5 separate regions of the Mus musculus genome follow, and regions 2, 3, 4 and 5 are each linked to region 1. The links are chromatin loops, found by intact Hi-C in ENCODE. Cell type or tissue: heart. All regions are shown on one strand. Region 1 holds the start of Psme3ip1 (proteasome activator subunit 3 interacting protein 1). Region 2 overlaps Ccl17 (chemokine (C-C motif) ligand 17). Region 3 holds the start of Arl2bp (ADP-ribosylation factor-like 2 binding protein). Region 4 overlaps Rspry1 (ring finger and SPRY domain containing 1). Region 5 overlaps Ccdc102a (coiled-coil domain containing 102A).

Region 1 (5,000 bases):
GCGCACGCATGCACGCACGCACTCACGCACGCGCAAATCTAAAATACGTCTTAAAAGGAAAAAAAAAGTAGGAGAACCAACACCTGAAGTTATCCTCTGATACAACATGTAATATTGCGTGTAAATCTGCTCATACACACATACAAATATGTACATACACATATCAAAGACATCACATACAAAAGTAACTAAATGATAACTGTTAAACCAAAAAGATGGTGGAAACTTTGGATAAAATCTAGAAGGTGACAACCAGAAATTAAGCCCATGACTCAAGTAGATGCTTTCATCCTGAGGACTTCTCTGACCTGAACAATTCACTCTAGCAGTACTATGGAGAGGCAACAGAAGAATCAAGGGCAGCCCACAGGGTGTGCTCATAACCCTTCCCTCCCTATTGGAAACCGGGACCCAAGAATTACACGTTGAAAGGGAAGGGAGATAAGAATGAAAACTTTGGGAATAATGGACAAGAAAAACATCTATGGGAATTAAATACACGGATTACACAACAAATATACTTACGATATTTAAAATAAAAACCAAGCCTTGAAATTAACAGCAAAAATATGAAACTTCTTTTTAAAGTGATAAAAGTAAACAAAAACTTCAGGAGCTAAACCTACAGTGTTTAAGAGGGGACGTGGTGGCACACACCTTTATTCCCAGCACTGGAAAGGCAGAGGCAGTCAGATCTCTGTGAGTTCCAGGATAGCCTGGTTTATATAGCCAGTTTTAGGAGACCCAGGGCTAACTAGGGAGATTATGTCTCAAAAGACAAACACACCCCCCCCCCAAAGATTACAGTTTAATAACAGAGTTGGATCAGAAGAGAATTAATGAAGAAACTGCCCAGCCTGGAAATCTTGAGTTCTAGGCCACCTTGGGTAGCATAACAAGACCCTGCCAAAAAAAAAAAAAATAAAAAAAATAAAAAAAGCAAACAAAAACAGCTACTGGATACAAGAGTGAAAATGTGTGTGGAAGACAGTCGAACGCATCAATATATATGTGACTAGAACTTTACAGGATAAATCATTATTTCAATGTCAAAAAGGCTAATTCATATTGCCAAATATAGCATACACCTGTAATTTCAACACCTGAGAGAAAAAAAGGAAACAAAACAGGAGCTTAAGGTTATTTTTCCATACACATCAAACCCAAGGCCAGACTGTCTACAAGAGACTGTCTGAAAACAACCAAAAAAAAAAAAAAGATCAAATACCAAGATAATTGGAAAAAAAAAGCAACTCATGGTTTGAAGCATCATAATTGAAACTGCAAAACAAAGGTGAAAACACTTAGAAGCACTTCTAGAGGGAAACTGATCACATTCAAGAAGGAAGACGTGTCAATAAGGTGAACACACTAAAACTGATTAATCCTGCTTCCCTAAAAGCATATTACACTATATCCAAGCTTACAGTTGAATCACACTGTTCAATTATTTCACTGTCAATTTCTGAAGCTGAAGATTGCCTTTAAGCAAACGTACGGTGACAACGAAGGATGAAACCAGGTAAATGCTCCCCACATAATTCTTCCTTTTTTAAGACTTCAACTTCAGAGATAATTGGGCCATCCGACTTTCAGACCCTTACATATTATTCATAGCTCATCTTAGGCTCCAACTGAAACACAGGAGCTGCCTTTATTTCAACTCAGCTCCTTCTGTCATAGAAAGTTCTACAGATTCCTTTCAAATATCTCAGAAGCAGTACCCGCCAAACCATTTTGCTTGGTAGTTTATACTCTGCTTTGTTTTCTGGCAGTCTTGCTAAGGAAGCCAGGCCTGTCTCCAACTGACAGTCCCCCACACCCACACACAGCCTCGTGGTCCTAGGATTACAGGTACAAGCCACTACACGGAGCTCCTCCAAACCATTTTTATGATGTCTCTGGGGACACTTCAATAAATCAATTCACTTAACCAACGAAACTTGCTACACAGGTTGACAAGTCGCTGCAAATCCTACAGAGGTTCATATTAGACTTTGTGGGGTCCACTCTAGACTTAAACAATCAGACTGACCCAAGGGTGCAGCACAGGGTTTGCATTTTAAAACCAAGGGCCACAGACCTTGTGTTCCCCCAAGAAGCCATTTCCATGACCAATAGTTCTCCCTTTCCCTCTGCGTGGACTGGCATTCCAAGGGCACCAACTCTCAAAGAAGACATTTCAACGACCGGTTGTGTTCTAATAAAATAAGCACACAGCCTTGTTTCCTACTAGAAGAGAATGAGCGAGGCGCTGCAACGGGGAAATTTATTATGTACCCATCCTGCAACTACACACTTCGGGATTCAACGATGCTCAAGTCGGCATTCCACGTTTTCTAAGGAGCGAGGAGCTGCTCCGAATGGAACCGAGGCAGCAGCTCACTTTAGGCCTGATGGCTCCAGCTAACCGCAAAGTGCTGAAAGAAGACAAGGGGCCCGGCAGCTCGGGCGCGTAAGAAAGAGTCGGAACCTCCCACCACGACCGCCACGCCGTCCCGCAGACTCCCGCGGCTCCGCTCCGGAGTGGGCACCGCAAACTCCCAAGCCGGGCGACTCAGGACACCGCACTAGAAAGGACCGCGGGCTGGAGACAAACCTGGGCTCTAATCCTAACTCTGGCTTGGAGTTCACCCTCTCCACGGCCGAGAAGCCTGGTTTCGCCTCCCGGCGCGGACCCAGGCCGCACTCACCTACGAGAGCGCGGGAGGCGAGCCGCCCTCACCTCCGCGGCGCCTACCGTAAACCGTCGCCGCCAAGGCCACTCTCGCTCTTAAAAAACTAGAAAAGAAACCAAGAAAAGAACGACGGCTTAAAGGAAGAAAACACACTTCGCTATTGTATTCCTTTTGACCCTTCGGGGCTTCCTGTTCCTTACAGCCACAACACATTTCCACCCCGCTTCCGGCGGCATAGTCCAATCAACAGCTCTCTCCCTCCCCGAGCGCCTCGTGGAAATCCGGTGCTCCAAGACCGTATGGAGCGATCTGATTGGGTCGTTCGCCCTTCGGCAAGGGGATTAGCTGGTTCATTCCAGGCTGGCGGGCCGACCCGCGAGATCACGTGACACAAATCTTGACTGATGATTGGCTGTCTGAGAGAGAGGGCTTGCCACTGAGGAAGGGGCGTTTCCTAGGGGACTGAGGGAGGGCCCGGGCGGTGTGAAGCGGGGGTGGGCCCCTGCGCGTAATGGCAGTGCCGTGTCCCCGCGTCCATCTTTACCGCTCTCTTGGACCTGTCACAAAGGAGTCGCGCCGCTGTCGCTGTCCCCTCCCTCCGGTGGGCCCAGGAGCTAGTGCAAGTCAGTGCCACAGCCCGACCGCGCTGCTCTGGGAAGCCCCTTGGGGACGTGGCCGGGGAGGGAGCTTGAGGGCTAGCGACGCCTGTGAAGGAAGGGGACAGCCGCTGAAGCCTGGGTCGGAGAGACTGGACTGGGGCCGTGGCCGTCTCCGGGCAGGGGTCTTGGAGAGGGTGGCGTTGGTCAGAGCCTGGGAAGCAGCCGGCACACTCTCCTCCGAGGCCCGCGCTGGAGGCGCCTGAAAGCGGTTCCTGGAAGAGGGTGTTCCCCTTTAGGGGATCTTGACTGAAGGAGGTCCTGGGGTCACCCTCCCGAGGAGACTGGCTAAGGTGAGAAGCAGGTACCTCCTGGGGAGGCTCCGGACGCGGAGAGACCCTCGTTCGGGCTCCTCGGAACCGAAGGGGCCGAGGGGCGCACGTCGTGGGCAGGGATTCCTTCTGGGGAGTTTTGCGTTGCAGTGGGAAGCCGACTTCCCCTGGGATGGTCTGGTGTTGCCTTGGGGTGGAGAGTTCGACGTGAAGCGAGGCTGGGGAGAGTTCTTCGCCTTAGAGAGAGGCTGGAGGCGGGAGCCAGACCTAGCGGATTCTCCTACTCTCCAGGCCTGAGCTAAATATTAAGTAAAAAACCCTTGGGGAGGGCAGTCCTTTCCGTTGGAAAGCCCTAGATCGGGATGGTAAGCGGAAACGGGGATAGTCGGGGTTCTTCCCTCACTCTGGAGTCTGACTAGGTGTCCCAGAGTAAGGATTCTGCTGCCTCTGGCCTTCGCGCCAGAGTGGGACAGGGGAGTCATCCCACCAGCAGCACCCCCAAGCGAGCCTCCAAATTTGGCATTACTTCCTGCCGGGCCCGCTGTCTGCCTCACTTTCCCTGTTCTTACAGAGGGAGACCTAGTTAGAGCTACTGGGCTGAAACTCTTGAGATTCTGTCTTGCGCAGATGTCCGAGTAAGGTTTCGTCCCCTGGAGTGATGTACTTTGAACTTTTTTAAAGTTGGCAGTGTCTGTTACCGTCTGAGTAGAGTCGTGCAGTCTCCCAGGCTCCTCACTTAACCCATCTGCTTGTCCTTCCTTAGTTGAAGTGACTTGACATCTTAGAGTTTCTTCTGTAAAATAATCAACGCTGTGTGTGTGGAAGTAAGGTAGTGTAATGTATTGTTGTTGAGGAACAATGTGTTTTCTAATCTGGAAAATTGTTGATGTAAGAGACTAGCATAAATACTGGTCTTGATTACCTATAGAGCTCTGAGAACCATGTATCACTGAGTGAAATGTTAGTCTAAACCCTGCCTGCTTCCTAGACATGAAGAGGTTTCCAGCTTTTGTTTAGAGAGTTTTAATTTACTTTCCACTTCTAATAGTGCTGGGAGGAATTAGCATTTCCTTTGAGTAGTTTTTCTTTTAAGTAGTTTGTTCTAAATATTGTAGGCTCACTTTTTCTTGTATCTGTTCTTTGGCCTTTGAATGGCTACAGGTAGTGAAGACTAGGCAGCATCCCTCACCACTTGTAATTTGTAAATGAGCCTGTAGTTTTGTTTTGTTTTTCTTTCCATGAATTCTGCCTTGTGGTACCTCCAGAGTAATAGCTTACAAGGCACTTTTCAGTTTTCATTTTATGTAGAGTCTGCATTTCTTGAGACGATAACTTGCTGTGTAGACCCCTGTCATTACAAGACTACAGTATTAAAATAGTTACCTCTGTCAGTA
Region 2 (5,000 bases), 210 kb after region 1:
GCCCAAGAGCAGCCACAGAGCAGAAGTCCCTGTTCCCTTTTTTATGGACTCTTATGCACTACAGGCGAACACAAAAAAAAGCAACGGAATAAAGCCTTCCTCCCTCAGACTGGGTCAGTACGTTCTGTCCCCACAGTGCAGAACGCCTTCCATTCTAGCTGATCACACAGGGAGAGTCCTCACAGGACAGCTGCGCCTGCTCTGCCCAGGTTAACTGAGGCTGAGAGGGACACATGGCCCCATACAAATGAGAGGTGGAACTGGAGAGACGTGGTCAAGGGCAGGGCAGAGCAGAAGTGGTGAAGGAGCCTAGCAGGTCCCTCACAAGTGTCCCCCTCCCTCTGTACCCCATGGAAAGTGTCCAAAGGAATCCCAAGGAGGGCCTGTCTTCTCTGTACCCCAAGTGTCCCAATCACCCCAAGACCAGCCCCTATTATTGTCCCACATGAAGCTGAAGTCATCCAACCTGCGCTGGACTCTGCCACATGTCCAGACCCTTCTGAGTGTGTCTGCCTTCCTGGAGGCCCTGTCTCTCCTCCTTCATTTCTGAGTCCCCCCCCCCCCCCCCCACTGCAATCTGTTCTGCCCCCAGCTCCAGGCTCACGATTCCTCCTCTGTCCCCTCTGCACATGGGGCACTGTTGATGCCGACCGCACAGGCCCTGGGGTTTCTTCCCAGGCTCTTGGGGGCTGGCTACCTTTCCACTGGGCTCTGATGCTGGTGGTTCACTAAACTATGCCTATGTGTGCTTGCAGACCTGGCTCTGCCATTCTACAGAGGACTCTATGAGCACTCTGGGACTTCCGTGAGCCGCTGAAGGAATGGTACAGGGGTCTAGAAAGCCCTGTGTCCAAGCCTAGCTCAGAGCTGGGGCTGGACTGCTAAGGTCTCGTATTCCAGGTCAACCATGCTCAGTCAGCATGCCTCTCTTTCTAGGACAGGTTGTGGCACAAGCAAGGGTCTTCCTTTTCCCAGTCTGTCTGGGCTGCAACAGCGAGTTATCTGAGAGGGTTTTTTGTTGGTTTGTTTTTTTAACCTATTGCTGCCACCTTGTGGCCAGTTTTTGCCTTGAAGAACGAATGCTAAGTGTCCGAATAGGGTAGAACCAAGAACACCACATTAACAATCAGGAGGCTGGTGGCCCTGAAGTGGCTTCTCTGTGGACCCAGGGTTCCTTCTACTGCAATAGACTTCTCTCCCTTGAGCACCAGGAGTGTCCCTCCAACAACTACTTAAGATTCTGAGTCCCAAGGCTCCTTCTACAGAGTCTTTGTGTGTGTGGGGGGGGGGGGGGGAAGCCTCTGAATCCAGTGACTAGAGAGAGAAAGGATGGTTGGCGGGAGGGGGGAGGCAAAGGGGAGCCCCTACTGGAGGCTTGCATCCTGTGTTCCAGAAGAAAGGTGCCCTCGGAGTATTTTTTTTTTTTTTTTTTTTTTTTTTTTGAGACAGGGTTTCTCTGTATAGCCCTGGCTGTCCTGGAACTCACTCTGTAGGCCAGGCTGGCCTCGAACTCAGAAATCCGCTTGCCTCTGCCTCCCGAGTGCTGGAATTAAAGGCGTGCACCACCACTTTTTGCTCTACCAGAGAAAGCCTTCCAGAGACATCTGTTGGGTAAACTCAGATAAGCAGGGCCGCAGAGACCCATGAGAGGTGTCCTGTGGGCCCTGGAGAGAGTAAAGGGGTTATTTCAAGGCCACTGGACAGAGAAAGTGTGGGGCCACAACTGGCAACAAAATGCCAGGAGGAGGAGGAAGAGGAGGGTGCAAGGTGTGTGTGGTGACAGCCCCCACATTCCTGGAGGCACCTTAAGGAACTGTGGCTTGAAGACTCTCGTGCTTAATGAGAGAGGGGTAGAAATGGGGACGGGGAAGGGGATGGACAGTGGAGAGGGATGCAAGGCATCTGTTGGTTCTTCTGTCTTGAAAGCGCCTCCCCTGTCCACTTCTGAAATACAGTTTCCCTTCGTTGCTCCATGCAAAACACCACCACGCCCACAAGAACTTCCATGGTCTTCCTATTTCTGTAAGTCACTCCAAGCCCGACATACACATGCCTAATCTTGGCCAAATGTCACCTGTCACTTAGGGAGGCTTAGATTCCCCCAATTATTTTACAGTCTCTGATAACTTGGGTCAGCTAACTCAGTAAATGAATTATTTATATAGTGGACATTTGATAATATATTTTGTCAACATGGCTGGATGAATTCCTAAAGGAACACCACCTACAGGGAAATAAATTTTCAGAGGATCCCTAACACTGAAACACCCTTTAAGATGTGGAAATTGAAGGAGCCTGATATGACTGTCTACTGAGAGGCCCTGCCAGAGCCTTACAAATACAGAGACAGATGCTCACAGCTAACCACTGGACTGAGCACGGGGTCCCCAAGAGAGGAGTTAGAGAAAGAACTGAAGGAGATAAAGGGGATTGCAACCCCATAGGGAGAACAACAATATCAACCACCCAGTCCCCCAAGAGCTCCCAGGGACTAAGCAATCATGGTTCCAGCTGCATATGTAGCAGAGGATGGCCTTGTCAAGCATCAATGGGAGGAGAGGCCCTTGGGCCTATGAAGGCTCGATAGATGCCCCCAGTGTAGGGGAACTAAGGGCAGGGAAGTGGGAGTGGGTGGGTGGGTGGGTGGAGGAAAACCCTTATAGAAGCAGGGGAAGGGAGGATGGAATAGGGAGTTTCAGGGGGGGACTGGAAAAGGGGATAACATTTGAAATGTAAATAAAGAAAATATCCAATTAAAAAAAAAAGTGGAAATTGAAATTGGGCAGTTCTTCAATACCCCACCAGGGGGCGTGATGGCACAGTAATAGATGTCCAAAATTGATGATAGCTGCACATACTCTGGTCCTAACTGATTGGAGCTGTGGAAGACCTTAAACAGGGATGTCTGTAGCTGGTCAGATGGTCCCCTGGGGGAGCAGAGGTCAGAAAATAACCCAATACACTACCAGAGTTAGCAAGATAGGGGTGGGGGTGGGTGGGTTACAAGGACTAGAAGAGCCACCAACACCAGGAGCTTGGGCAAACGCTAAAAGCACTGGGCGAGAAGTCCACTGGCTTCTATTTCCTTCGCCTGTAACTGTTTCTCATCCACTTATCACAAGGCCACAAATACCAAGTGGTGTTTGTATCTCTGTGATCCAACTTTTGTGAGTTTTTAAAAATCGTTATAAGCTAGGCATGCTGGTTTATGCTTTTAATTCATGGGCCTGTCTGTGTTGCAGTAAGCATTAATTGGGTGTTTCTACCCCATCTGAGATCATTTAGTGCCTAAATAAAATATTTATAATACTCCTTAAAGCACTAGAACAGGGCAGATATTAACTCTCTATGCTATTTTGTCTACTTCTCCTGTCAAAATCCTGAGAGATCATTTGCTGTGTTCTGCTTGGACCGTTCCTACTCCAACTGACCATCCCTCATGGCCACGCCCTCATGATCTACCGACTCCATGTTGCCTTCTTCCCCATTCTCCTTACCCTTGTGGTCTCTCCTCAGACCCCAAGACCAAAGCCCTGCCTACCACTCTTCTGCCCAGCTACAAGCTGTAGGCATCTTTATTTAACCAACAGTTTTAAACGAAGGAAGAAGGTTTGCAAACAAAAGCTGGCATATGTGAGAATTCACTCATTTTGAGGCAACTAGACCTTGGGATATAGAACTTAGCATTACAATACAGCAACAGAGCAAACCTCAGCACACCTGGGAGGTGGAGGCCAGAGCCATCGTCTGTTACACGGTGCATCTGAGGCTAACCTAGAGTGTGGGAGAGCCTAACTCCAAAACGAAACAAAAAATGACAGTGTAAAGTCAGGGGCAGTGGTACATACCTGTAGTTCCAGCCACTCAGCAGACAGAGGCAGGAGGATTGCTTGCACCCAAGAGCAGGCTGGGAAACATACTGAGAAACCCTTTGTCATGGTCATGTTTCTATTGCTTCGATAAAAACACAATGACCAATGATATTTATAAGAGCTCATTTCTTTTTGTTTTTCAAGACAGGATTTTTCTGTGTAGCTCTGGCTGTCCTGGAACTTACTCTGTGGACCAGGCTGGCCTGGAACACTTGAGATCTGACTGCTGCCTCCCTCCTGCCTCCTGCCTCCTGCCTCCTGCCTCCTGCCTCCTGCCTCCTGCCTCCTGCCTCCTGCCTCCTGCCTCCTGCCTCCTGCCTCTGCCTTTCTGCCTCAAGAGTTGAGACTAAAGGCATGTGCCACCCTCAGGCTCTGAGACTTTTCCAAAGACCTTAACTTTCCAACCAAAAAACTTTCAGGACAAGTCAGTATGAAGCAGATTTGGTATTAACTAAGAAGTGGCTTGGTGGCTGGGAGCACTTGCTACTCTTCCACAGGACCCCAGTTTGATTCCCAGCACCCATGTGGCCACTCACAGCTGTCTTCTTTGGGCCTCCAAAGGTACCAGGCATACACATGGTACACAGACATCTATGCAGACGAAACACTCACACAGCATACTGGATTAAAGACAGGCATGACCATGTTCAACTAGGAACATTTTTAAATGAGATCATAAGGTGGTTTCTAGGGTGCCTTGGAAAGGAGTATGGATAAAGCCATAGGCCCCAAGGATTAAATTCAATCCTTATTAGCCTAGGTCACAAGGGAGTTAAGACATGTTTTGACTACAACAACAACAAAAATCTCAACATGTTTTTGAGATTCTCAAAGAAGCTAGCCCTTTCCCAGTTGTGAATCCGTAAGGACCTTCGAGTTTAAAGGTCACATACACTCAGGCCTTCAGCTTGACTCCCTGCTATTTTTTTTTAAAGATTTATTTTATATATGTAAGTACAGTGTTGCTGTCTTCAGACACACAAGAAGAGGGCATTGGATCCCATTACAGATGGTTGTGAGCCACCATGTGGTTGCTGGGAATTGAACTCAGGACCTCTGGAAGAGCAGTCTGTGTTCTTAACCACTGAACCATCTCTCCCTGCTATTTTAACATCTTTATTTGCATTA
Region 3 (5,000 bases), 66 kb after region 1:
GGGGACTGAACTCAAGAAAAACATGAAGTTGTCAACCTATGAGCCATTTCTTCAGCCTCTTTTTTTTCCCCAGATTTTATTTTATATGTAGAGTATCTTACCTGAAGGTTCTGCTCCCTATCTGTCGGAATATTGGGGAGGGGGTGCTATTTTTTATTATTTTTGTTTGTTTGTTTTGACGGGGTCTCTCATAGTCCTGGCTGGTCTAGAGCTCCCTTTGTAGACCAGACTGACCTCAAACATACCTACCTGCCTCTGCCTCCCAAGTGCTGGGATTAAAGGTGTACTTCATCATGCCTGACAGGAATACTTGCTCGAGTCCAATTGCTGTTGTGTGAGAAAACCCAAACACCTCCAGAAAGCCTGTATGGAGAGGGACTGACACCCTTCCCCAAGCCACTACCCCACCACCACCACAATCCTCACCAACTCCCAGCTGTGAGCCACCACTAAATTGCCACCCACCTGAGCTCTGTGAAAGTCATCTCAAGCTCCAGTGCAACCAAATGGAAAAAAGATATCCTTGCCAAGACCTTCCCAAAATGCAGATTAATAAGTAAATGAAATGTTTTAGTTCACTAGGTTTCTTGAGAGAGGAGTTGTAAAGAGCAATAGGTAACTAGTGGAGACAAATTTTTCATTCCTTTTCTCCGTGGATCCATGATTTGGAATCAGCAGGCAGTTCATGTATGTATTCAAAAGTAAATAGGATATAGAAAAAGGATCTAATAGGATCTTAGTTGTCTGCTCTGAGCTGTCTTACCAGTGCTCAATGGAACAGAATTTTTAGATGCTTGTCCTAGTTTGCTTATCAGAGCTGTGACAAAACACTAATCAAAACCAATTTGTGAGAAGAAAGGGTTTATTTTGTTTCCACTTCCATGCAACAGTCCATAACTGAGGGAAGTTGAGATAGGAACCTGAAGGCAGGAACTGAAGTAGATAAAGAAATGCTGTTAACTGGTTTGTTCTCCATAGCATGCTGAGCTTCCTTACATAGATCCTACACCTGCCCAGATATGGCACCACCCACAGAGGACTGGGCCTTCCCTCAGTCATTAAAATAATCCACATTCAAAACCAGGAGGTGATGGCACATGGCCTTTAATCCAAGTGCTTGGAAGGCAGAGGCAGGTGAGTCTCGAGTTCAAGGCCAGCTTGATCTACAGAGTGAGTTCCAGGACAGCCAGGGCAACACAGAGAAACCCTGTCTTGATGAAAAAAGACAGACACACACAAAATCAACTTCTTTCCAGGTCACTCAGGTCAAGCTGACAAAAAACCTACCAGCACGCCTGTCTTCAGCTTGACCAGGATACTCTGATCTTCCAGTGTCTTTGAAATCATCTTGGTTCCTGATGCTGTTAAGATAGATCCATGGATACACATTTTATGTCCATTCCAAAATGATTCAGATTGGCCACGTAACCCTAATTCATACCATAAATTTTCTAGTTATGTACTACACATTTGGCTAAAAGGTATCAGACCACCAAAGAGGCATGCTTAAAAAGGGGGCGGGGGGGGGGGGCGATCCCAGGAAACCTTTCTTCATGGTGTGGCAGTTTTAGAGGGGACTTTCTCCAAAGCAGTTATTCAATTTCTGATTACATCTCTCTCAGTGGTTGTCAACATTTTTGTGCTGCATAATTACCCAAGGAACCACTTACTGCCTAATAATTGTTTACGGGTTTGGTGCGAGTAAGCTGGCAGCAAACTCACTATGTAGCTGAGCAGGTCTTGAATGCCTTAAACCTCCACCTTCCAAGTGCTGGGACTACAGACGCATGCCACAACGCACTGCTTTTGATTTGAAGATCACAAATTAAGTTACAAGTCATCCACTTAATGCCGTGGACCCTTCCATACTTCCAAGAAGTAACTCTCTAGTAAATCAGACGTCTGCATTATCTAGGACAAACTATGAGAGTGGCTTTCGAGCAATTTGGCTATTTCTAGCGCTCTTAAAACACGGTTTCAACTACCTGATCTTTACAATTCCTAAATTGAAAATGAAGAAACCGAGGCTCTTGGCTCCAATTCTTTCATCCAGAAAAAAAAAAAAAAAGTCTACTGCCACCATTTTTTGCAGTCTTCTGCGTGAGACCGGGAACCTGAGGCTGTGATTGGCTGCTGGAACCGCGGGTAACCATAGTGACAGGAGGCGGGGCTGCGAGCTCCGTCTGCCCTAACACACCGGCGGGGTAGCCCCGCGAGAGGCCGGCGGGCGCTGGGCCCAGCCAGGAGCCGCAGCCCCGTCCTCGCGCGATCGCCGGGCGGGGCGTGGGTGCGGCCTTCTGCGGGCCCTTGATGCAGTTGAGGCCGCGCGGGTCAGAGAGGATCCCGGCCCGGCGGCGGGCGCGGTAGGAAGCGGCAGGGCCCCGGGCCCGGGCCGGTGACTGCGGCGCCCCTACGATGGACGCCCTAGAAGAAGAGAGCTTCGCGCTGTCCTTGTAAGTGAAGCGGCCAGGGTCTGCTCGACCTCGGCCTGCGGACGTCCTCTGGGTTGCGGGCTGGCCGGTCGAGGCTCCGCTCTAGCGGGGCGTTTTCTTCCCGTGGCCACCACGGGCATATGTCACAGATAACCAGCGCTTCCATCACAATCCTCTGGCCTCAATCGTGGCCGTCAGCAAAAACCCAGAGGCCTTGAGCTGCCCAGGCTGGCGGCGGCCTCACCGCCTGTCTAAAGCCACTCCTGACCAGTTACCCCCTAGGCCGGTGCCACTCCCGCGTGCGGTCACATTCACCAGCAGATAGGTGTGGCGTTAAGAGCCAGGATGCGGTGAGTAAATCCTGCGGGTAATAAACGCGGAAGTATGAAGTTGTGCCGCACCAGCCTCAGCTACCCAAATTGTTGGCTGCTTTTGTGATTGTCATACCGGTTTTCGTCACGAGTGTTTTCCTGTGTTTGTAATTTCTGTACTAGACAATAATCCTTGATTGGTGAAACTGAGTGATGGGAGGATCATCTTGCTATTATTTTTATGCACGTTGGGAATCTTACATTTTAAAAAATGCTAGTGGGCTTTGTTGTGATTGCCTGGTGTGTGCAAGGCCTTGGGTTCAATGCCCTTACCCACAGAAAACACAAGTTCAGCTCGAAAAATAATTATTTGGACCGGCACCTAATCCTGATGTGTTTTTTCAGCTCCTCCGCCTCTGATGCAGAATTTGATGCTGTGGTTGGATGTTTAGAGGACATTATTATGGGTAAGTTTCGACACTACTAAGTGACTTGTGCCCCTCTAGTTCCTATGGTCAATTCCTTGATTTAAATCAAGTAGACCCTTGCTTTACAACAATTTTTTAATGTATTCATTTACATATGTGATGGATCGTGGGTGGGGTTGTTGCCAGGAGACTATGGCTATGTGGAGCTCAGAGGACAACTTTGTGGAGTTGGTTCTCTCCTTCCACCTTCATGTGAGTTCTGAGGGTTGATCTCGGGTCACCCGTCTTACACAGCAGTGCCTTCAGCCCCCAAGCCATCTCAACACCCCAAACCTCTGCTTATAAGGGCATGCAGAGAAATAAATGTGAAGAGTTGATTTTCAAAACACAAAACACTGAAATTTTAACACACCGCACAATGTAATAGTAAGCAAGCCATACTGAGTTTTGTTGTCTTTATAAACAATCTGTGGGTCAGCAAGATGGCTTAGTGTGGGTAGTGGCACTCGCCCACAAGCCTGACAACCTTAGTTTAATCCCCAGGGTCCACAAGGTGGTACTGGCTCCCTAAAGTTGTCTTCAGACTTCCATACACAGGCTGTAGCAGGCATGCGCCTACTTGAAAACAAAATAAGTAAAATTATAATTTAAAGAAGAAAGAACCCAAAACCTAGTATGTGGCACACCTCTATAGTCTCAGCACAGGTGGGTAGAGGCAAGAAGATAGGAGAGTTCAGGTCCTGGCTCTGCCCTCTAAGCTCTCATGCCTTTTAATTAATGGCCATTGATTGAAGGTTTCAGAGGAGACCAATTTAGGAAACCAGTTAACTGGCAGATAGGACAGAGCTCTTGGCCAGGCTTCAGGTGATATTGACCAATTTTATTTCACACAGGCAATAAGAAAATTTTTGGTTGTTATATCGTTTTGAGCTTTAACATTTTCATGCTATAGAACAGAACATAAACCCTAACCCTCTACAGCACTTGTCCATGCAGGAAACTGGGTGTCAGATCTCATTGGATCTCTTCATTTTCTTTTGTTGTTTGCCTTAGGGTTTGTATTCCTGCACAAAAGCATCATGACTAAGAAGCAAGTTGGGGAGGAAAGGGTTTATTCACCTTCATTTCCACATTGCTGTTCATCACCAAAGGAAGTCAGGACAGGAACTCACACAGGGCAGGAACTTGGAGGCAAGAGCTGATGCAGAGGCCATGGAGGGTGCTACTTATCGGCTTGCTTCCCCTGGCTTGCTCAGTTTGCTTTCTTATAGAACCCAGGACTACCAGCCAGGGATGGCACCACCCACAATGGGCTGGGCCCTCCCCCTTGATCACTAATTGAGAAAATGCCTTACAGCTGGATCTCATGGAGGCATTTCCCCGAGGGAGGCTCCTTTCTCTGTGATAACTCCAGCTTGTGTCAAGTTGACACACAAAACCAGCCAGCACAATGTTGTTTTTTAGTTTTTGGGTTGTTTTTGATATTGTTTTGTTTTGGGTTTTTTTAAGATTTATTTACTTATTTCATGTATATGAGTACACTGTCACTGTCTTTAGACAGACCAGAAGAGGGCATTGGATCCCATTAAAGATGGTTGTGAGCCACCATGTGGTTGCTGGGAACTGAATTTAGGACCTCTGGAAGAGCAATCAGTGCTCTTAACCACTGAGTCATCTTTCTAGCCCCCTTGATATTGTTTTTTGAGACAGGGTTTCTCTGCGTAGCCCTGGCTGTCCTGGAACTCTGTAGAGCAGGCTGGTCTTGAACTCAGGAATCCGCCTGCCTCTGCCTCCCAAATACTGGGATTAAAGGCGTGCGCCACCACTGC
Region 4 (5,000 bases), 57 kb after region 1:
AGAATGCATCTGGAGGATATCATCCTGAGTGAGGTAACCCAATCACAAAAGAACACACATGATATGCACTCACTGATAAGTGGATATTAGCCCAGAAACTTAGACTACCCAAGATACAATTTACAAAACACATGAAACTCAAGAAGAAGGAAGATCAAAATGTGGCTACTTCATTCCTTCTTAGACTGGAGAACAAAATACCCATGGAAGGAATTACAGAGACAAAGTTCAGAGCTGATACAGTAGAAAGGACCATCCAGAGACTGCCCTGCCTGGGAATTCATCCCATATACAACCACCAAACCCAGACACCATTGCATATGCCAGCAAGATTTTGCTGACAGGACCCTGATATAGCTGTCTCTTGTGAGGCTATGCCAGTGCCTGACAAATACAGAAGTGGATACTCACAGTCATCTAATGGTTGGAACACAGGGCCCCTAAAGAAGGAGCTAGAGAAAGTACCCAAGGAGCTAAAGGGGTCGGCATCCCTATAGGAGGATCAACAATATGAACTAAAAGTACCCCCACAGAACTGTGTCTCTAGTTGCATATGTAGCAGAGGATGGCCTAGTTGGCCATCAATGGGAGGAGAGGCCCTTGGTCTTGGGAAGATCATATCCCCCAATACAGGGGAATGCCAGGGCCAGGAAGCTGGAGTGGGTGGGTTGGGAAGCAGGGTTGGGGGAGGGTATAGGGGACTTTGGGGGTAACATTTGAAATGTAAATGAAGAAAATATCTAATAAAAAAAGAAGTGAAAAAAAAAACAAATTGGGGGGGTAGGGGAAAGTGACCCCTAGACCCCTAGAGAAGACTGAAAGGACACCATTTCTCTTGCCATACTAAATGGTTGTGAAGTCTGCCTTTGCCTCCCTCCTGAAAGCACTAAGCCCAGATACTTTCACTGGTGAACCTTTAACTTTTTCAAGGGGAAAGTAGTTCAAATTTATCTAAATGTCTCTAGATCACATGCAAAATAAACCTACAGCACTATTCTTATAAAATCTGCATGGCAAACACACTAAAAGCTGAAAAGAAAACACCAAAATGCTCAGAAAACTTCTTTTTGTTTCGTTTTGGGTTTTTGTTGACATGGGGTCTCACTCTGTAGGCCTGACTGGTCTGGAACTTGCTCTGTAGACCAGGCTGGTCTTGTACTCATAGAACACCAGCTTCTGCCTCACAAGCCCTGGGATTAAAGACAGGAGCCACTACACCTGGCTATAAGACCACTTTTTAAAATTACGATTATATATCTAAATAAAATATTAGTAGCTAGAGGGAGAGCCTAGCACTTTCTGCTCCTGTAGAAGACGTGGGTTAGGTTCCCAGTCCCTACCTGGTTGCTCAAATCCATCTGCAACTCAAATTCTAAGAGATCCCATGCTTTCTGACCACTGAGGGCACCACGTATGCAAGTGGTGCACAGAAATATGGACATACAGGCAAAACCCACACATAAAATAAGTAAATCTAAAAAAGGTTTTAATAAATACAATAAGAAGCTGGCTGGTGGTGACAGCACACACCTTTAATCCCAGCACTTGGGAGGCAGAGGCAGGTGAATCTCATGAGTTCAAGGCAAGCCTTCTGGTCTGCCCAGTGAAATAATCTCAAATAAAGAACAGATAAAAATGTCCTTAACGATATTTTAAAATATTATATTTGAGCTAAATGCTAGCATCTTTTTTATTATCTTTGGGCAGTGCAGGAATAGAACCCAGACCCTCACACATGCTAGGCAAGTACTATACCACTGAAATGCTTTTCTTTTCTTTTTACTTTTATAAGTTTTGTTTGTTTTTTAGATGAGGTGTTGCTATAGAGCTCAGGCTGCTCTGCCTCAGCTTCATAAGTGCTAAAGCATTGTAGGTATGACCACGCACTCAGGAACTAGCATCTTTTTAATGGTGATATGCTGGAAGCATCCTAAGATGTCAGGGGCAAGACAAAGATGCTGCCACTGCCTTGATTGCTTTGATTTACAACATGAATAAAAGTCAGCACTTCTTGCTATATGCGTAAATACCAATCTGTTAGTAGATTTGTCTGAAAGCCCTTTTTGTTTGTTTGTTTTTTGTTTTGTTTTGTTTTTTGAGACAGGGTTTTTCTGAATAGCCCTGGCTGTCCTGGAACTCACTCTGTAGACCAGGCTGGCCTCGAGCTCAGAAATCCACCTGCCTCTGCCTCCCAAGTGCTGGGATTTAAAGGCATTGTGCCATCACTGCCGTCCTTTTTATACTGGCTTAGAAAACTGACAGAAACGTAAGAATGCATGCCAAGGAGTATGTCATGCTTCTATTAAAAAGCTAGGAGGTCTGGAGAGATGAATCAGCAATTAAGAATACTGGTTCAATTTCCAGCACCCACATGGAAGCTCAGAACCATATGTAATTGTTCCAGGGGATCCAGTGCCTTCTTCTGGCCACTGCAGGCACTGCACATGGTACACATATGCATAGATCAAACACTCATGCACATAACATTTTAAAAAACTGAAAATCTAATATGCAATATAGGCCTTGTGTCACATCTGTGATATAAGATGTATTTAGTAAATATCTCTAGGATAAATGACAAGTTGATAGAGGAAAAAAATAGCATACATCCCTGAACATCCAAAATACATACACATTCATGTGTGTGAGTATAATATGTACATATAGACTTTAGTGAACTATAAACAACTTCTTTAGCCTACAGAGGAGGAGGATTAAAGATAAAAATGGGAAGAGAAATTTAATTTTTATTTAACTTTTTTAATGTGATTTTTCCAAACCATGTATATATAATATTTACCCTTTCCCCAATATACTTGTTAACATTTTGGATTTAGCTAGCAGGTAGAATTTGTCCTTTAAAGCATTAATTTAACTGGCATTTATATCTTTTTCCTCAGCGACCTGTGCATGGATTGTGCCTTGCAACTGGAGACCTGCCCATTGTGTCGTAAAGAAATAGTGTCTAGAATCAGACAGATTTCTCATATTTCATGACACATGTGAAGAGATATCATGGACCTATTTCTACTCAATTCCAGCCAATGTTCAAAAAGAAAAAAAAAACCACAAACATCTCTAACCAGTTGTACGCACATTGAAACTTATAGCCATGGCCAGATTTTATGCTAAAATTGGTAGTTTATCAAAGACAAATTCTCTTAGTCTAATCCAACTTGCCATCCCTGAATTCCTTTTGAGGCCAAGGAAGGCTGAATGTCAGCAGGTGGGCCTGTGGTACTTCCATGAAAAATAACAGGTGGCAAGGGTCTCCTGAATACTGAAACCACGCCAGAATTCTTCATGTTGGGTTTATTTGATTGTTTAACACAAAGTGTTTTGTGTCTTAGTCTACAGTTTTTATTTTGGAGTGAAGTCATTTTGGAGAAGTAATTGACAGCGTGTCTGGGTTAAGTATCACTGGTCAGAGAACCCAGGTGTGTTAAGCTTGGATATTGCACTGCAAGACTTGAATCTATAAACGTAGCGTCGCTTAGATCACACAGGTCATTACTACAAACAGCACGAAGATCCTGAAAGAAGGTGCACAGACTGTAGGGAAAGAATAACAACAAAACCCAGTTTTTTTTTATATTTCAGTGATTCCAAAGAGCATTCTAGTTTTTTTAAACTACAGAAAATTGGTGGTATTTTCATCCATGGTGTTTCTATCCAGTTTCAGTACCCATGTTTTGTGAGGAAAATGTTTTACCAATGCAGGAGGAACTCTTAAACCAATTGCAATGTTAGACTGGAGAAAATTGGTAGTTAGTGTATCTTTGAGGTACCATCAAATCAGGTTTTTTTGTTTTGTTTTGTTTTTAAAAATTTTTTAATCAGTATTGTTTTGGGAAGTAATATACTTTGAAACTCTTCAATTAGTAATCTCTAGAAGACAGCCTGGGAACACATATTCTGTTGTTTCAAATAAATACATGTTTTTGAATAGCAAGTTCAATCATGAATTGTTGACTCTGTCTTCATCAAAAGTGTTTTATATCCCTCTCAGGGTCTCTGGTGAAGGCCTTCAAGAGTCCACTTTTTTCTCACAAAAAAAAAAAAAAAAATTGGAAGGTAGAATTGTAAATTTTTAAGACTTATTTCATAATGGTGTACCTCAGCAACTGCCTTTCAATTTATGCCAAGTCCTTACTTACTGAGTTTATACTTGAACAGTAGATGTCTTCTGAGTTTTACAGTGTGTTAAACTCACTGCACATCCTATTTCCTTCCTTTCCTTCTTTCTTGTTTGTGGTTCATTAAACCGGTCCTACAACGGAGGCGATCTCCTTCCTGGCTGTATGTGTTGGGGTGCTGGGGTTTCCTTGTGTCTCTCTGGTCTTCCATAAATCCAAATATATATATATATATACATATAAGTATATATAGATATAGTTATGTGTTCTTTCAGCTTGTGGCGAATGCAGTAATTTGCATTGAAGAATAAAATATCTGTTGCATTTTTTACTCTTAAGATTTCACAGCTCTCATTGGTGTCTTCTGCTAAAGCTCCTACTCCTCAGGGTGGAGAGAATCAAGTATAAGAAGGAAGGGAGAGAAGTCGGGCCTGCAATACCAGCACTCAGAAGGCTGAGACTGGAAGATTTATATGAATGCATTTTCAGCCAGCCTAGGTTACTACATAGTGAATTCCAGAATAGTCCGGGGTATATAGCACTGGATCTTTAGCTCAGTGGTAGAGTACTGTCTGGCATGCTCAAGGCCTTGTGTTCCTTTCCTGGCACCTCAAAGAAAAAGTTAAAGTTTAACTAGGTATGGTATATAGCAGCAAATTAGCTATACAGCTTTGTGTTCCCGATGGGTCACATGTGTGCACCCGCTCAAGAGCTATCTTGATTCTCAAAAGAAAGACACACACACACACACACACACACACGGCTAGGCAGTTCTAATCCTCTGCCCAGCTAGCATACATTTCCCTCCAGTACTACTGGTTCAACACCATCTAAATCTTTATCTTTGCTGCCCTGTTACCTTCT
Region 5 (5,000 bases), 310 kb after region 1:
CCTGCCTTTGCACCTCTCATCCAGACTCCTCCGGACCTCCAGACCTACCCGTTCACAAACTGTTACTTTGCTGAGCCAAACACAACTCCTCTAACCCTAAACTTCCTAACCAATCTCCATTCCTGCTTTTTCTGAGCCTGCTACCCTCTCTACCACCAGAAGTAAGCTGGAGGTCACCGTAGGCTACACACGGTCAGCATGGGTTCATGTACTGAGGCCCTATTTTAAAAACAAAAGGATGGGGAACTGAGAGATGGCTCAGAGGTAAAAGTACTTGCTGCCCTTACAATAGACCTAGGGTTGGTTCCTGGCATCCAAAATGGCAGTTTATAAACATCTGTAATTCCAGTTCCAGGGGATCCAATACCCTCCTCTTCCAATACCCATGGGCGCCAGACACACACACGGTATACACATACACATATAGACACAAACATACACTCACAGACAGAAGGATGGGCAGACAGATAACATACGCACGCACACATCACACACATAATATTTAAAAATCTTTACTAAAAAATGAAAAAGAATGTAGTGGGTTCACTGTTCTAAAATCTTAGATTGTGGGGTTTGGGATTTAGCTCAATGGTAGATAGAGCACTTCCCTAGTAAGCACATGTCCTGGGTTCAGTCCTGTAGTGGGAGGCTGCAGGGGGGAGGGGAGAAAAATGACCAAAAAGACCAAAACAAAAATCCACCCTGAGGGAAGTAAAACCTGAGATTGTGCCTCAACGGCTTTCATGTGTTATCACTTAGGATTCTGGGGGTGCCAGGCTCCAGCCCCTCACCCAACCCCACCGCCCATAACTCACTCTCGCTCCTTGAGGAGCACTTTCTGGGACTCATCTAGCCGTAGGCGCAGAGCAGTCAACTTGGAGGCATCCTCTTCTGTACTGGCTGTGTCCTCCCAGGGCAGGCGGTTGCGATCCTGGCGTCCTGAGCTGACCCGAGGGCCCCCTGCTGCTACACTGCAGGCATCCCAGCAGCCCTCAGGCTCCTCTGGTCTGCTCTTCAGCAGGCTCTCTACCAGGTCCAGCTCCTGTGGGGACCAAGGTAAGGGACTGCCTGGTCCAGGGCCTTGCTCTGGCCTCCATCCTCATGGCTAGCTGAGGCCCTGCTCTGGAAGGAGCTTGCTAAGTGACCTGAGGCAGGTGATAACAGTGCCTCCTGGCCCTGGTTTTGTCTTTGGCATTTCATTTTATTCTCCTCTGGGCCTCCGCCTTCACATCCTGGAAGAACATTGCCAGCTACCAGGGTTTCCTGTTTCCTGGAACATTCCCCGGGAAGGCCCCCATCACCCCAAGTATGCAAACACTGGGTGCAATGGTTGCAACTAGTGAGGCAAGAATTCCCACCAAGGCTCAGGATTCCGATTCAGGGGCAAACCTGGGCACAGGGAGGCTGGTGGCTCTGAGAACTTGTGAAGGACTGACCTCCTATTCCCCTGACCTCAGATGGTCCTGTGGTGCACTCTGGCTGCCACCTGGGACAGATGGGAATGACAGAAAGGAAGGGTCACACCTGAGCTGGCATGTAAACTCAGACTGTAGACCTGGGGCTCTAAACTGTCCCTGGGGACTCTGGGGCTGTGATGACTACCAAACAAGAGGGCAAAGAGAACACGAGGCCCTGGTAGCTAGGTTAGAAAAATGTCTCCAAATACTAGGTCATAGGGAGAGGGTTAGGTCAGAGAGGAGGGGAGCAGCTAAGAGAACCATTGCTGGGGTCTGGTCTTCTGGGGACCAAAGCTGGGTCTTTGCCTCTGTGGCCCGCCCTTGGGATTCTGTCATTCTGACCAACTATAGTGTTAGCATTCACCACCAGGGTACAAACCCAGCTGCCGGAGGAACCAACACAGAGCTCAGTTCTGAACCTCCCTGTGTCTCAGGGTCTGCTGTAGGAGATAATGTGACTGTAGACCCTGAATGATGGGGACAGCTACCGCCACTGCCCAGGCTCAGCAGGCCCCCAGCCTCCGGGCTTCTGCAATGACGGTAGATTATGGATTCTGGCACTTCCTGCAGCTAATCTGTATGCCTCCTCTCAGTCCCAGCTTAACTAACTTTTTGTTTTGTTTTGTTTTGTTTAGACAGTTTTTCTGCCACCCCTCCCAAAGGCTCCCAAAGAGACCACATCCCTTCAGGATGAAAGAATGAGGAGTCAGCTCTATCACTAATCTAAGCCAAGTTCAAGGATCTCTCCTGTGCTTATTATGGAAGATTCTTTGATTTTGATGACTTCTAAATGGGGAGGAGGGACGGCTAGAACTTGGGAATCTCCAAAGCAAGGTGACCTTTACCTGCTCCAGATCCCCACCACCACCACCATTAAGTGGACGTAGGGCTGACCAGCACCGCACTGGAAACCAGATCCTTACTAGCTCTTGTCACTGCTCCCTCCCATCTGGGCCCCTGTGCAACACTGGCCCGAATGCCAGCCTTCTTCCAAGTCGTGTAGTAGGGCGCACCTGGCTGCCAGGCGGCCTTTCCGCCCCGATGTCGCGCACCGGCTCCTGCTCGCGTTCGGGCTCCGGACCGTCGTGAGTCTTGTCGGCCGCACTGTGCACTCCCCGCAGCCGGGCCAGCTCGCGGCCGCGCGCCTCGCACTCGCCCTGAGCCTCCTGGCGCTCACGGCGCGCGCCCGCCAACTCCTTGGTGAGCGTATCCAGGCGCTGGCGCAGCTGGCGCACCTCTTCCCGCGCACGGTTGCGCTCGGCGCGCACCTTGCTCCACTTCTCGCGCCAGTTCGCCGTGCAGTCCGACCACCAGCGCATTGTTTTCTCCATCTGCAAGGCTCGCGCGCGCGCCTCCTCCAGCTCCCGCAGCCGCAGCTCCTCGCGGCTCTCCCAGTCGCCGTCGGCCAGCAGAGCGGGAGCAGTCAAGGGTAGTGAGGGTGGCGGTCCTGGTGACGGGGTGCCGCTAGGCGGCGTGGGTGGCAGCGAGTCGGCCGGGCCCATGCGCTCCGGGGACGGGCTGCCCAGGATGGTGAGCAGGCTGCTCTTGGACAGCTGCGGAGACTCAGCCAGCCGCGGGCTCGGACCGTGGCTCATAGTGAGGCTGGGCTGGCCTTGGGTGCGAACTTGGGGCTAGGCTCAAGGACGGCGCGTAGGACAGAGATCTAACATGATCTCACTGCGTGTGATGGACGCCTCGATCCACTGCTCTCTAGGATACTCTGGGGTGCCTCTTCAGACCTGCGGAAGAACAGGACCATTACTGGGCTGTGCCCACCACCGACAGTCACCCGAATCAGCCCTGTGTGTGCTCAGGGGATGAAGAGGGCAGTACTGGCAGAAGCAGGGGGAGGTGTGCTCCAGGGTGGCCCCTAAGTCCAGTAGAGACCTTCAGCCCTGGCTCCAATGCCCCTCATACTCTCAAGGCTGCTTGTTGTGCCACTGGGCCTTTCTGGGCTTCTGCCTCTCCACCTGTACATCGGGGACCTGGCAAGGAAGCCCAGGATTCCTTCATCAGGGTGTGCTTCAGATTCACCTGGACCCTCGCTTAATTAACAATTAACAGTTCTATGGGCCAGGATGTTTGGCAGGGACGCAGCAGAGACTCTACATTTCAGAAGTCCATATGAGTATTCAAGTAACATCAGCGAGACTTCAAGTCTCTCGGGCTCCCCTTCGGGCAAAGCCACCAACAAGCCCTCTACCACTGAGCCCAAATCAACCACCCTCATTACTTACAGTACCATACATATCTCAACCCCAAAGATGCTTGTGTAGACAGTCACCAGCCAGCCACACAGACCCCGGCTCTAGTTCCTAACAGGCAATGTGCCTGTCCTCTCTGACTCAGAGTCTCGGCCCGTGTGATGACTTGGTAGCCTTGGCGCCCACAAGCATCTAGACATTTCTGCACACACAGACACATCTGGGAACATACACGCCATCTCATCCACACAAAACAGGGATAAATGACACAGTCAGAGATGGACCTATAGGCACCATGTGGTTATACAAATAGATAGATATACTTGCACCAGCACACGGATGGGCCCCTAAACATACACTCTTAAGAGAACTCTGAACACACACACATACACACACGCACACACACATATGCACATACTCCTCCTTCCCCATGTTCCTGGCCCAGTTCCATCAAAACAGACCTAAGAGAAGCAGTACTAGCATCTGCAGGGGAGAGGAGAGGGGTGGGGATTGGCAGGAAGCCCAAGTACCAGTCCTGAGGGCAGGCCTTTCCACAGCCCCACAGAAGTGTGACAGCGGGTGCTGTTGCCATATCCACTGGCTTGGAGCTGCCAGGCCTGGCAAAGGGCTCTGCTCGACTTAGAGAAGACTCCAACTGGCTCCTTTGAGAAAGGCCAAGCCCATGAAACAGGAGCAGGGCAGACATTATCCAGGCCCCTAATAGCTTCCAGGTTGGGGCCTCCAAAGGCAGCCCTGGCCAGTCTGGGTTGCGGAGGGGGTGGGGGAGGCCAGGAAGGCTGTGAACACCCTCTGCTTTTCTCCTTATGCCTGGGACAGGTATGCACACGCATAGAGGGGGAGGTGAGGCGCATCCACCCCTCCCCCACAAGCACACCTGTGCAGACCCCAGTGCAGCTGGCCTCTGCCTAACAACACCCCCTCACCCCCATTCCCACCCTACTCACATAACAGCCTTGGAAACACTCAAGTAGCTTCAGTAACCCGGGTACACATGCCTCATGCTATAGATAGGCAGACAGGGCCCAGCTGCCGGTCACTTGCCCCTTCCTGCCCAGGTTCAGTGCCTTCTTTGTTTGATGACATTATAGGGGGTGGGCTCCCGATTTATCACAATGCTGCCACTGCACTCCAAGCTCGGGGGGGGGGAGCAGCCCCCACATACCCAGAGGGTTCCTTTCTGTCTTCATCCTTCCTAAAGTCAGGCAGCCCATCCTCCTGACTCAGGTGCCACTACTAGGAGGAAATGCCCTAGATGCCCTGTCCCATCCCACAGCCAGCCATACCTGGCCAGTGGCCTCTCTTATAGCACAGCCTCCCA

What was found. Peaks named below come from ENCODE experiments on the same cell type or tissue, not always from the same donor. Only the 100,000 strongest peaks of a DNase experiment are listed, where the experiment ranks them.
Region 2: it touches region 1 in a loop (3.0-fold over the local background); 12 of 42 quality-filtered maps call a loop at or near these places.
Region 3: a loop joins it to region 1, with 4 times the contacts of the local background. A loop is called at or near these places in 5 of 42 quality-filtered maps.
Region 4: it touches region 1 in a loop (2.0-fold over the local background); 6 of 42 quality-filtered maps call a loop at or near these places.
Region 5: a loop joins it to region 1, with 2.7 times the contacts of the local background. A loop is called at or near these places in 2 of 42 quality-filtered maps.

Annotation. Positions count from the first base shown.
Region 1 is chr8:94,598,804-94,603,803 of GRCm38, forward strand. Psme3ip1 (proteasome activator subunit 3 interacting protein 1) reads right to left here and starts at 2,923. Exons shown (of 8, transcript NM_028221.4): 1 at 2,694-2,923. Rspry1 (ring finger and SPRY domain containing 1) reads left to right here and starts at 3,138. Exons shown (of 15, transcript NM_026274.4): 1 at 3,138-3,627. LOC115486880 reads right to left here and starts at 4,088. Exons shown (of 2, transcript XM_030243886.1): 1 at 4,010-4,088; 2 at 2,813-3,842. The coding sequence starts at 4,088. The coding sequence ends at 3,133. In heart, no CTCF peak of the experiment used is centred here; DNase peaks (open chromatin) are centred at 3,048 and 4,008; H3K4me3 peaks cover 3,684 bases; H3K27ac peaks cover 2,666 bases.
Region 2 is chr8:94,811,930-94,816,929 of GRCm38, forward strand. It overlaps Ccl17 (chemokine (C-C motif) ligand 17), which reads left to right. Exons shown (of 3, transcript NM_011332.3): 3 at 1-107. Among named protein-coding and RNA genes, the nearest start is that of Ccl17, 4.0 kb to the left of the region's middle. In heart, CTCF peaks have their summits at 1,061 (motif pointing left) and 2,805 (motif pointing right); DNase peaks (open chromatin) are centred at 962 and 1,645; H3K27me3 peaks cover 329 bases.
Region 3 is chr8:94,664,449-94,669,448 of GRCm38, forward strand. Arl2bp (ADP-ribosylation factor-like 2 binding protein) reads left to right here and starts at 2,152. Exons shown (of 6, transcript NM_024191.2): 1 at 2,152-2,453; 2 at 3,149-3,210. The coding sequence starts at 2,416. In heart, no CTCF peak of the experiment used is centred here; a DNase peak (open chromatin) is centred at 2,183; H3K4me3 peaks cover 1,973 bases; H3K27ac peaks cover 1,464 bases.
Region 4 is chr8:94,655,804-94,660,803 of GRCm38, forward strand. Rspry1 (ring finger and SPRY domain containing 1) reads left to right here. Exons shown (of 15, transcript NM_026274.4): 15 at 2,901-4,473. The coding sequence ends at 2,997. Among named protein-coding and RNA genes, the nearest start is that of Arl2bp, 8.3 kb to the right of the region's middle. In heart, a CTCF peak has its summit at 2,433 (motif pointing left); no DNase peak of the experiment used is centred here.
Region 5 is chr8:94,910,613-94,915,612 of GRCm38, forward strand. It overlaps Ccdc102a (coiled-coil domain containing 102A), which reads right to left. Exons shown (of 9, transcript NM_001033533.3): 2 at 2,471-3,196; 3 at 816-1,042. The coding sequence starts at 3,052. Among named protein-coding and RNA genes, the nearest start is that of Ccdc102a, 5.0 kb to the right of the region's middle. In heart, a CTCF peak has its summit at 2,902; DNase peaks (open chromatin) are centred at 2,525, 2,869, 4,389 and 4,593; H3K4me3 peaks cover 1,798 bases; H3K27ac peaks cover 2,762 bases; H3K27me3 peaks cover 401 bases.